Regions from separate parts of the Homo sapiens genome. Here region 2 is linked to region 1. A link is a loop called in an ENCODE intact Hi-C map of the cell type or tissue named here. Cell type or tissue: mammary epithelial cell. All regions are shown on one strand. Links, peaks and the distances in the headings refer to the core of each region. The heading gives the core; the rest is flanking DNA.

Region 1 (5,390 bases), core at 58-5,057:
GCTAACACGGTGAAACCCCGTCTCTACTAAAAATACAAAAAAATTGGCCGGGAGTGGTGGCGGGCGCCTGTGGTCCCAGCTACTCGGGAGGCCGAGGCAGGAGAATGGCGTGAAGCAGGGAGGCGGAGCTTGCAGTAAGCCGAGATCGCGCCACTGCATTCCAGCCTGGGTGACAAAGCAAGACTCCGTCTCAAAAAAAAAAAAAAAGAAAAAAAAATTAAAGTCATCATCGACTTCTCTCTTTTTCTATTATTGGTCATTCAATCTCTAAGCAAGTCCTGTTAGTACTTCAGAAAGCGTCTATCATCCAACTACTTCTTTCCTCTCTTACAGCTACTGCCTGGATTCAAACCACAGTAATCTCTCTCTCCTGCCATGCTCTCCAGAGCAGTCGCTTTACTTTTCTTCTTGCCTCCTCATATTCTCCATACAGGTTACACTCAGGACAGCTGCCAGAGTAAGTCTTTAAAAATGAAAATATCAGTGCATTTTACTCCTTTGCTCAATGTTTATCAAAGTCTTCCCATTTCACTTAGAGTAAAAGGCAAGTTCTTACAATGGTGTAAATGGATCCATGTGATCTGACTCTCCTAGTTACCTCTCGACTTCAGGTCCTACTGCAAATCTTTCCCTCCTTCCCTTATCTTAGCCTGCTTGGCAGTTCGTGAATAGGCCAGACACACTCCTACCTCAGGATGTTTCTTACTGGCTGTGTCCTCTGCCAGAAATACCCTTCATCCAGACATCCACATAGCCCACCTCCTGCCTTCATTCAAGTTTTTTAATCAAATGCCATCATATGAATGATTTTCTTCTCCATAACTATTTATTTATACCTCCCAGTACTTCCAGGCCCCCTTACCCAGCTCTCTTCCTTCCATGAGATTTGCCGCCTTCTAATACACGTTTTTTTTCTTAATTTATTATGTTTAAGGTTTGATGTCTGTCTCTTCACAATAGAAAAATTCCACAAGTGCAGGGATTGTTGTTTGTTTTGTACACAATATATCCCTAGCATGTTGTTCACTGCCTGACTCATAATAGGGATTCATGACATATTTGTTAAATGAATAATTGCAAGGAAGCATCCTGCTCACTCCAAATTTCTACCTTCTTTTTTTTTCTTCTGACTGAAAACTTTTCTAAGCAATAAACAAAACAGCCTTTATAATCAGATTTCTAAAAAACTGAAGAAAAAATAGATTTTAGTAACTTATATAGATATTTTCACTAACCAATGCTTTGGTTTCTCTAATGATTTGGTCTATGATCTCTGAGCTCACTCTTTCTGCAAGGCAAGCACACATTTAATGAGTATAGTGCCCATGTGCATTACCCATGAAAATGTGTCTAAAAAAGATAAATTGGACACTATGATTGGATAGCGAGTTTTTTCCAAGAAGTCATACTATCATACTATTAGTGAACAATATTATTAGCTAACTTTAATTGCTAGTTATCTTTATTTTTGTATGACTTTTTTTTTCCAATTTGAACACCAACTGCTTACATTTTAGTGTATCATTTGATATCCTTTTACCAAGCCCATAGTAGTTGTTGTATATAATGGACTCCGAATCATTATAAAAATATATTCACTGACTTGTGACAAGGATGCTGAATTTTGTGTCAGAACAGGACAGATAAAACCATATCCCCAGAAAATGAAAGACATATACAGAAGGAATTGAGTATACTGCCTGGCCTCGCTACTACTCATCCTAATAACTACCATGCCAATGTTTGGAATCTTCCAGATATGTTTTCATCATCCCCCCACTTGTTGTTAATGTCTGAGTTTAATCTTTAATCCACCTCTTTGGGTTCTGCTTTCAGTTTAGATGAAGTAATTTCAACTGAAAGGCTACCTATACCCCACACTCCACTGCCCCAATAGTGACTCAAGTCCCTACCTATAATCCATGGTTAATGAGGGAAAGCTGAGAATGGGGCGATTTAATTTCAAGTCTAAGGACTTTTTTTTTTCTTCATGGATTTGTTAAACCAGATATTTAAAAGGCTGAATAAAATTGGGGAAAGGATAATCACCTCCAATTTCTTGAAGCAAAAGCTCACATACTCACTGATGTAAGAAGAGGAAACCACAAGGTTTTTCTGTTCATTTTTCATCCTTTAGCTCTAAGGAAAAGAAAGGGCTGAGGTTCTGAACTAGGCTTCTGATGCATGGCTATTTAATCTATTCCTGATTCTGCATTTACTTTGCTCTGTCTAGAAAGGATGCAGAATTGGCCATAATGAATGACCCAAGCAATTTCAGCTAATGGCCAGAATTGAAACCTTTGATAATCCCAGGTGAATAATGTTGTCTCAACAGACTGAAGGAGTCTTTTACCTGTCTGACACAATGATAGATGTAATTAGTTAACAGGGATATTCAGAGGTTTTAGTGGAGGCATTAGCAGAGATTGCTCAGGTCATTCTTAATTATGCAAATTCCATCTTCTTCAGACAGAATACAAAAAAATAAAACGAGTAAACACAGCTGGAAGAAAAGATTCCACGGAAACAGCTGAAGCTAGGAAACTCCTCAGAGAAGTGATTATGTACCCCTCAGGCTAGGTAGGTGAAGAGGAAATAGCCATAGACAAAGGTCTTAACTGTGGGCAGTCCCCAGCTTTAGTCAAGCCAAAAAAGCTTGGATGCCTACTAAGTATGCTTATCCAAAGTCCTACGTCACCTTGAGCAGACATGACTAAAGGGAGAAATATTGCAGGTGGTTTCAAGCTCTTTCTAAGCAGCAGGCTTTCTCTCTGGGGAAGATAGACAAATAAGTGACTTAAAGCATTCAGAAGCAGGAGACAGAGAATGATGAGATGAGTTCCACAGGGTTGAATGAGAAAAGGAAGATGAAGGGCGCTGAAAGAGCCTTCTCCCTCAGCTCTAAATTTGCAGTCCCCTTTGAATTCACCATGCTTTGACCTTCTTTGCCACTACAATTTGAGACCCTACGTGCCTCCACTCTGCCTTCTAGCAAATAGTCACAGCCACTGTCAGATCTGTGTAAAGGTGCATAATTCAACATGGCATCAAAAACAAAGGACTCTTTGCATCAGACGTGTTTATTTTTCTTGTAAGGCTTTGACACGTCAATGGTTGTCACCTGTGGTTGAGTGAAATCTTGGCATGAAATCAATTTGATGTCCAACGTCAAGCAGCTTTCTTTAATGTCTCTGGATAAGGCAAGAAGGGCCTTGCGTCCTTGAGGAGAGGCAAATGAATAACTGGGGGTCAATCACTGGGGCTTGATGAGGATCCAGCTGGTCCTCAAAGGCAGTCAAGAGAAGTGAGTATTTAGGCAGTGGCTCTTGCTGGTTGGTTTGCAAAAGCTTCAGAGGACAACACTGGGAATCACTGATTATCCACGCTTTTTGCCTGGCACATGGGGTGGCTAATTTTAGAACCCAACTTTTTAGCCTCTCTCCTATGGTTTTCTTTTCTTTCTGTAGCTTGAAGGAGGCAAACCAATAAAACATTTTATTACTTTAGAGAACTCACAACCAAAAATTATTACAGCATGAAAATATAAATAAGTTTAAAAGGGAAAAATATATGCTTGATAGATTACTGTAGGTGCAGTGAGGAGTGTGGGAAAGTGGAAAGAGCATTTCTATTGAAGTTATATTGCCTTGGGTTTAAGTCCTGTCTCTATCCCTCTTTGCTAGCTGTGTGGCCTCACAGAAGTCGCTTAAATCCTCCGAGACTAGGCGCCCTCATCTGTAAAATGGAGATTGTAATGCCTATATGATGATTAAATGAGTTAGAGTTTTGTACACATAGATCTTAAAGAGGCATATTTTTATGGTGAGAAAAATTTTTGAGTTTACATCAGAGAAAAGACAAACCTTTCATATCCCTTGTTGGCTTTTTAAGAGCTAGAACACAATGCACAATATATTTTATATTGAAACCAACATATCAATGATTAATTTGTATGTATCCAAATCACATTCTTAAGTTCCACTTTTAGTCTTAAATTGAGATTAGCCTAGTTGAGAATTTGTTTATGTAGTTAACAAAACAGAAATATCCAAGAAAAGAGGGTAATTTCGAAGGTCGCCCCATTTTCATAAGTATCTACTTCCCAAATGGGCATCCTTATGGGAAAATTATCCAAACTGGACCCAGTAGATTTACTTAACAAACCTTTATATGGTTTACTGTATGTCAGACATCTGTTCAAAGTGCTTTACAAATATTAAGCCATTTAATTCTCATAATAAAACTAAACTGTACATAGGTAGATAATTACCTATTATTCCCATTTTGCAGATAAGATAACTGAAGAGCTAAGAGGTTATATAAATTGAACAAGATCACACAGCTAATAAGTGGCAGAGCCAGGTTTTATACCCAGGGAGTCTGGCTCCAGAGGCCATAACTTTAACCCGTGGGCTGTGCTATATCTTTTGCATTAACTCTACTGCTCTGTGGTAAAGGATTTGTATCACAGTCTGCCAGAGTTTAAGTCTACAAGAGTCTAAATGTGCCATGTTTCTATAATACCTTTCTAGGTATTGATCTGTACATGAGCCACTGAAGTAGACCTGTTATATTAGGAGTTCAATTCAGCAGGGTCCACATAAAGAACATTAGTTATATTTTTATCCTGTACAAAGTAGTGGGGTCATTAATTGCCTGAAAGCAATGTTAAGAAGACAATACCCAAACAATTCATGGTATGTGTCAATTGTCTACAATTCTGTAGCATAAGTATGACCTTAAAATCACAATCTCTTTATCGATTTATTCACTAGAGAATCTGAGGATCAGGAAGGACTTTAGAAGGTAAAGTTTTTCATTATATTTCCTTACTTCAACATCTATTTCAAGGAATCTCCAATTAGGGTCAGGCCACTCCAGTAACTGCAAGTTTACTGGAAATGCCTGTCCATCATTAGTCCCAAGGTGGCTCATGCCTTCCTTTATAAAAAAAAATTAGTAATGGCTTTATCAAGACATAATTCACCTATTCTTTTAAATTATACAATTCAGTGATCTCTAGTATATTCACAGAGTTATGCAACTGAGGTTCAGTAGATGCTACCCCAAAATATGGCACCTTGGCATACTGAATATTTTAAGCTGAAAGAAATTGAGCTGCAGAAACAGGAAAGAACTCTGGCTTTCTTCTGAACCCCCTTCCCCTAAAGTAGGTCATAGAAACTAGAATTTTTCTTGCTCTTCTTCTCTGAAGCAGATCATAAAACCTAGGAAGGTCACTCTGGACTCCCTTCCTTCTTCCCTGCAGACCTTCATGGAACAGGTGTCCTGCCCTATACCAGAGGGAAAGAATGTCACGCAGGGACACTAGAAAGAATCTGAACCAACAGGCCTCAGTAAGATCCCCCCTGTTTATTGCTGTTAGACCA
Region 2 (5,390 bases), core at 100-5,099, 68 kb before region 1:
GGCTCACGCCTGTAATCCCAGCACTTTGGGAGGCCGAGGTAGGCGGATCACAAAGTCAGGAGATCGAGACCATCCTGGCTAACACAGTGAAACCCCGCCTCTACTAAAAATACAAAAAAATTAGCCAGGTGTGGTGGTGGGCGCCTGTAGTCCCAGATACTTGGGAGGCTGAGGCAGGAGAATGATGTGAACCCGGGAGGCGGAGCTTGCAGTGAGCTGAGATCTCGCCACTGCACTCCAGCCTGGGTGACAGAGTGAGACTCCATCTCAAAAAAAAAAAAAAAAAAAAAGAAATGCTGACTTAGATAGAACACAAACCTTTTCTTAAACTGTATAGCTGAAATTGAAAGCAGGAAGAAGGAAATATCACAAAGTCCCAGAAATGAACAAGAAACTCAAAGCCACAGTGGTAGAATGATGAATGTTTGTGGGCATATACGAATCACATGTGTACGTAAGGGTGGGGACATGTATCAGTCCTAAGCAGAATCAAACTATGACACAATATCATGGATGATAGCGAGAAATTGACTTTAATTACTCTATATTCCTCTAATTCAGTCGTATAAGAGAGATATTGATTAGTCATAGATTTAGTTAACTTTGTGCATTAGCATTATAAAGGCAAATACCAAAAAAGGGAGGAAGGAATGCAATGTTTAATTCCTAAACCAGTAGAAAGGGGAGAAAAAGGAAATAAAGGAAATGTGGGCCGGGTGCGGTGGCTCATGCCTGTAATCCCAGCACTTTGGGAGGCGGAGGCAGCAGATCACCTGAAGTCAGGAGTTCGAGATGAGCCTGACCAATATGGTGAAACCCCATCTCTACTAAAAATACAAAAATTAGCCAGGCATGGTGGCACCTGCCTATAATTCCAGCTACTCAGGAGGCTGAGGCAGGAGAATTGCTTGAAATCAGGAGGTGGAGGTTGCAGTGAGCTGAGATTGCGCCACTGCACTCCAGCCTAGGTGACAGGGCAAGACTCCGTCTCAAAAAAAAAAAAAAAAAAAAGAGTGCACATGCATGAAAGAGAGGATGTGGGAAGAGGTACGGGAATGAACTCATCCTTTAATCAGGAATCTACTCCCACAATAACAAACCGAATCCTGCAATAACAGCCTTAATCCATCTTGAGGGAAGAGTCCTCAGGACCTAGTCACCTCTTAAATGTCCTACCTCTCAACACTGGAATTGGGAATTAAGTTTCCAACACATGAACTTTGGGGAACACATTCAAATCACAGCAACAGCTAACAGTAGTGCTATTCTATCTGTAAAATCAAACATCAAATTCAAGGATAATAATGACAAGGCTGACAGCCATCAACACTGGAATTGGGAATTAAGTTTCCAACACATGAACTTTGGGGTACACATTCAAACCACAGCAACAGCTAACAGTAGTGCTATTCTATCTGTAAAATCAAACATCAAATTCAAGGATAATAATGACAAGGCTGAGAGCCATCATTCCAATAAAAATTACAATTCCCTGTCCAATATCCAGTTTTTATACCCAGAACTCATTGATATGAGAAGAGACGCTTTTAGAGGAACCCTGCAAAATCATGGTAAATGTATGTGGTAGTGGCTACTTCCTTTTCTCAAAGGGACCTACTGCCTTCTATTGGGTAACTGTATCCTAGGGAAAGTGGAATATCCAAACACTTTAAAGACTGTTGGAAAGAGAATCCAAGTTGATATTGAGGTCAAAGTGTCATCATGATTTTTCTGTCAGAGTGGGGACCTGGGATAGCCAAGTCCAGCCCACAGTCTGTTTACCGTATCTGTGAACTCATCCAGTGGTCATTTCTGCAGACCCCAATTAATAATTGTAATAGACATACTTGGTAGTTGGCACAACCTCCACGTTGAATCTTCAGCCTACAGGATTAGGGGAAAAGTTAAGAAGAAGCCTGTGAAAACAGCTTATCCCCCATACTTGTTTCAAGATAGTTACTTAAAAAAAATTGTCCAATATGAATGGTTGAAATTAGTGCCACCTTTACAGTTTGTTAAAGGATACAGGAATGATGGTCCCCTTCAGTCTCTGTTTAATTCACCAATCTGATTTCTGCAAAAACAAGACATATTATTACAGTGGACTACTGCAAACATAGCCAGGTATCGGACCCAGTGGCAGATGTGGTATGTTTGCTAGAGCAGATTAACATGTCATCAGATATATGGTATGCAGCCATATTTCCGTTGCTCTGGAAAATATATTTTTTTCATCATTAGGAAGAGGAAATGAAAAGAATTTCATTTAAAGTGGACAACTGAATCAATTACATGTTTGTTTCAAGGCTGTGTTAACTCCTCTGCCCTTTGTTTAAATACAGTATGAAGAGGTACAGACCATTTAGACATCCATACAGAATGTCAAATTTGTTCACTATATTGACAACATGCTAATGGAACCAGATGAGCAAAATATAGATGCTAGTTGGAGGATTTGCTAAGAAGCATATTCTCTAGAGAGTTGGAGTTAAACCCTATGAATATTCAGGGCCTGGCACATAAGTAAAATTACGGATGTACGGTGTTTATGGCATGATAAGAATCACCCATCCTCCCCAAATAAAGAACAAATTATCAAAATTTGTATTCTCAGCATGAAGAAGGAAGCAAAATGCCTGGAAGGTTTCTTTGGGTTACAAAGGCAGCATATTCCACATTATGGGAACCATATCTGGGAATACTAATGTGACCTAAACACCAGATGATATGAAAATCTGCCAGATTTTAATAGGGCCCAGCTATGGCTCCTGTCTAGCACTTTGGGCAACTCATGCCAAAGGGTCAGCAGGTAAGGAAATGAATCACTGTCTTGGCAGGAGTAAGTCAGGATGCTGTTACACAATGAGAACATTAGGAATATATTTAGCAGCCAGATAATACACTTAAGTATCTTTTAGTGATTCTATATCACGTTTTGACAATAATTGCACAAATACAGTAACTCTGGTCTGAAAAGGTAATGGTAATGAGGAAGGGAATTAGACTGCACATGGTTGAAGATCTAGTTCACATCACCAGGCAAGTCTCCAAGACCACCAGAGGTGCTAGCTGGGGGTAAGGGAAATTTATAATAAGTGGTAGAGAAGGGAGATAACAAAGATCATTTCTGGACTTGAGATAAGCAAAAGTGATGGGGACTGTAGTTTATCATCACATTTTTTTTTCTTTTCTAAGTTTTTCCACTGGATTGTTAGAAGAGTCACTGCCAGAACCTATATGAGTAAGTGAATCCAGGCACTTAAGGTGTAGTCTGTGTTGAGTACTATAATATGCCTCCAGATTCCTCTTTACTAATTAAGGACATACTCCCCCAGCTTCTAGAAGTGCTGATGAAAGGCAGTCCTTAGCTGTAAACTTCTCCTGAGAGATTGCCTTTACTAAAAACACTGTCTCACCCCAAATCACACTTCTTTCAGAGAAGTCCACATCTAGTGACTGATCGTCCAGAGGGTATAAAGTCCTGGAACCCTTGCCTTAACTGGGCAAACTCTAAAGGACCATCCCAGCTCCAGAGCTCTTCATGGGGTCATCTTAGGTCTCTGTTGAGACTGCATCACAGCTCAACTTCTCCCTCTGCCCAAACGTGTTTTTTTTTTTCCTTTTCTTCTACAGGTTTTGATCCCAGGAGTCCCACCTAATAAACATCTTATATGTTAATCACCATCTTCCTGGTTGCCTCTCAGAGAACTTAAGCTGTATCAAACATTATATACTGATACTATAACTGAAACTATAACTATCATGAATTTATATATATATATATATATAGTCTTACTCTTCTCATGCTGCTAATAAAGACATACCCTAGACTGGGTAATTTATAAAGGAAAGAGGTTTAATTGACTCACACAGTTCTACATGGCTGGGGAGGCCTCACAATCATGGCAGAAGGTGATGGAGGAGCAAAGTCATGTCTTACATGGCAGCAGTCAAGAGAACTTGTGCAAGGGAACTCCCATTTATAAAACCATCAGATCCGTCAGACTTATTCACTACCATGAGAACAGTATGGGGGAAACTCCCCCAATGGTTCAATTGTCTCTCCCTGGCCCCACCTTTGGCATGTGGAGATTTTTACAATTCAAGGTGAGATTTGGGTGGGGACACAGCCAAACCATATCATACATTTATAAATTTATGAAATAAGTGCTGATAGAATTACATGAAGACATTTGTAAATACATAATACTTGTGTAAAAATTTTAACACCTATTTTAGAAACTGATAGATCAAGAAGTCAATGTTAGTAAAGATGCTAAAGATTTGAATAAAATAGCTGTTTTCTCTATGGTAATATAATGTAACACACCGTAATACAACATAACTATATTCTTATGTAAGGAGTAAGGAGCACATATGGTTTTTAAATATGCATGTATCATTTATTAAAAAGTTGGTCACGTTTTAGTTTATAAAAGGTCTAAAAAATGTCCAAATAATTGATATCATACAGAACATTTCATCTTACCACAGTATAAGACACAGTAAAATATAATTAATACAGTTGGGCCTTCACAAACCTATATTAGAAAAATAATGATCTATAACAAAAATTAATTAGTAATCAAAAATTCTCCCTAAAAAGGTACCAAGCCCACATAATTTTATAGAGAAGTTTTTACCACAAATCAGAAGCTCATAATTCCTTTCTGATAAAATCTCTTTCAGCAAATGAATAAAGAGAGTAAACTACCTATTATTTGATATCAAAATTAGGCACAAGAAGTATAAGAAATGAGATATATTGTCCAATCTCACTATAGCATGGAAGAACAAATTATAACATGTTAGCAAACCCAGAATTGGATTTATAGTACATCAGGATAAAACAGATTATCCCAAGTATACAAAGATATGTCAACATTTAAAAGATCTATAAATCTTCATTCAACACATGGAAAAAAAAAGACAAAAACGTGAGCATCTCAACGAATGTAGAAAAATATTTTATAAGGTCAATATTCATTCATAAATTAAGGAAAAGACCAGTACATTAGTACTGGGGAAAAAAAACTTCCTTAACTTTGTAAAGAGCATGTACCCAAACCCACAGAAAATGCCATACTTTATGGTCAGATTTTTAGAAGCATTCACATTAAACTCAAGACAATAAATTATTCACTAAAACCACTTCTATGTAGCAATTACTGGAAGTTTTAACCAATTCAAAAATGCAATAAAAAGAAATAAGTGATATAATTATTTGAAAAAAAGAAGCACAATCGTTATTTGCAGATGGTATCATTGTTTGCATACAAAATGCAAAAAGAATTCATAGACTAACTATTTAGAATTTAAAAAGTTCAGGAAGATTGCCAGAAATAAGATCAACATACAAAAATAATTAGTGAGATTTTATTTAACAATAA

The links. Peaks named below come from ENCODE experiments on the same cell type or tissue, not always from the same donor. Only the 100,000 strongest peaks of a DNase experiment are listed, where the experiment ranks them.
Region 2: a loop joins it to region 1, with 2.4 times the contacts of the local background. A loop is called at or near these places in 4 of 110 quality-filtered maps.

Annotation. Positions count from the first base shown.
Region 1 is chr1:208,915,194-208,920,583 of GRCh38, reverse strand. All of the region lies in intron 1 of LOC107985255 (a long non-coding RNA gene), which reads left to right. Among named protein-coding and RNA genes, the nearest start is that of LINC01774, 55 kb to the left of the region's middle. In mammary epithelial cell, for the core only: no CTCF peak of the experiment used is centred there; DNase peaks (open chromatin) are centred at 2,693 and 3,093; H3K27ac peaks cover 1,060 bases.
Region 2 is chr1:208,982,890-208,988,279 of GRCh38, reverse strand. The region is part of intron 1 of LOC107985255 (a long non-coding RNA gene); the gene reads left to right. Among named protein-coding and RNA genes, the nearest start is that of LINC01774, 13 kb to the right of the region's middle. In mammary epithelial cell, for the core only: no CTCF peak of the experiment used is centred there; a DNase peak (open chromatin) is centred at 2,819.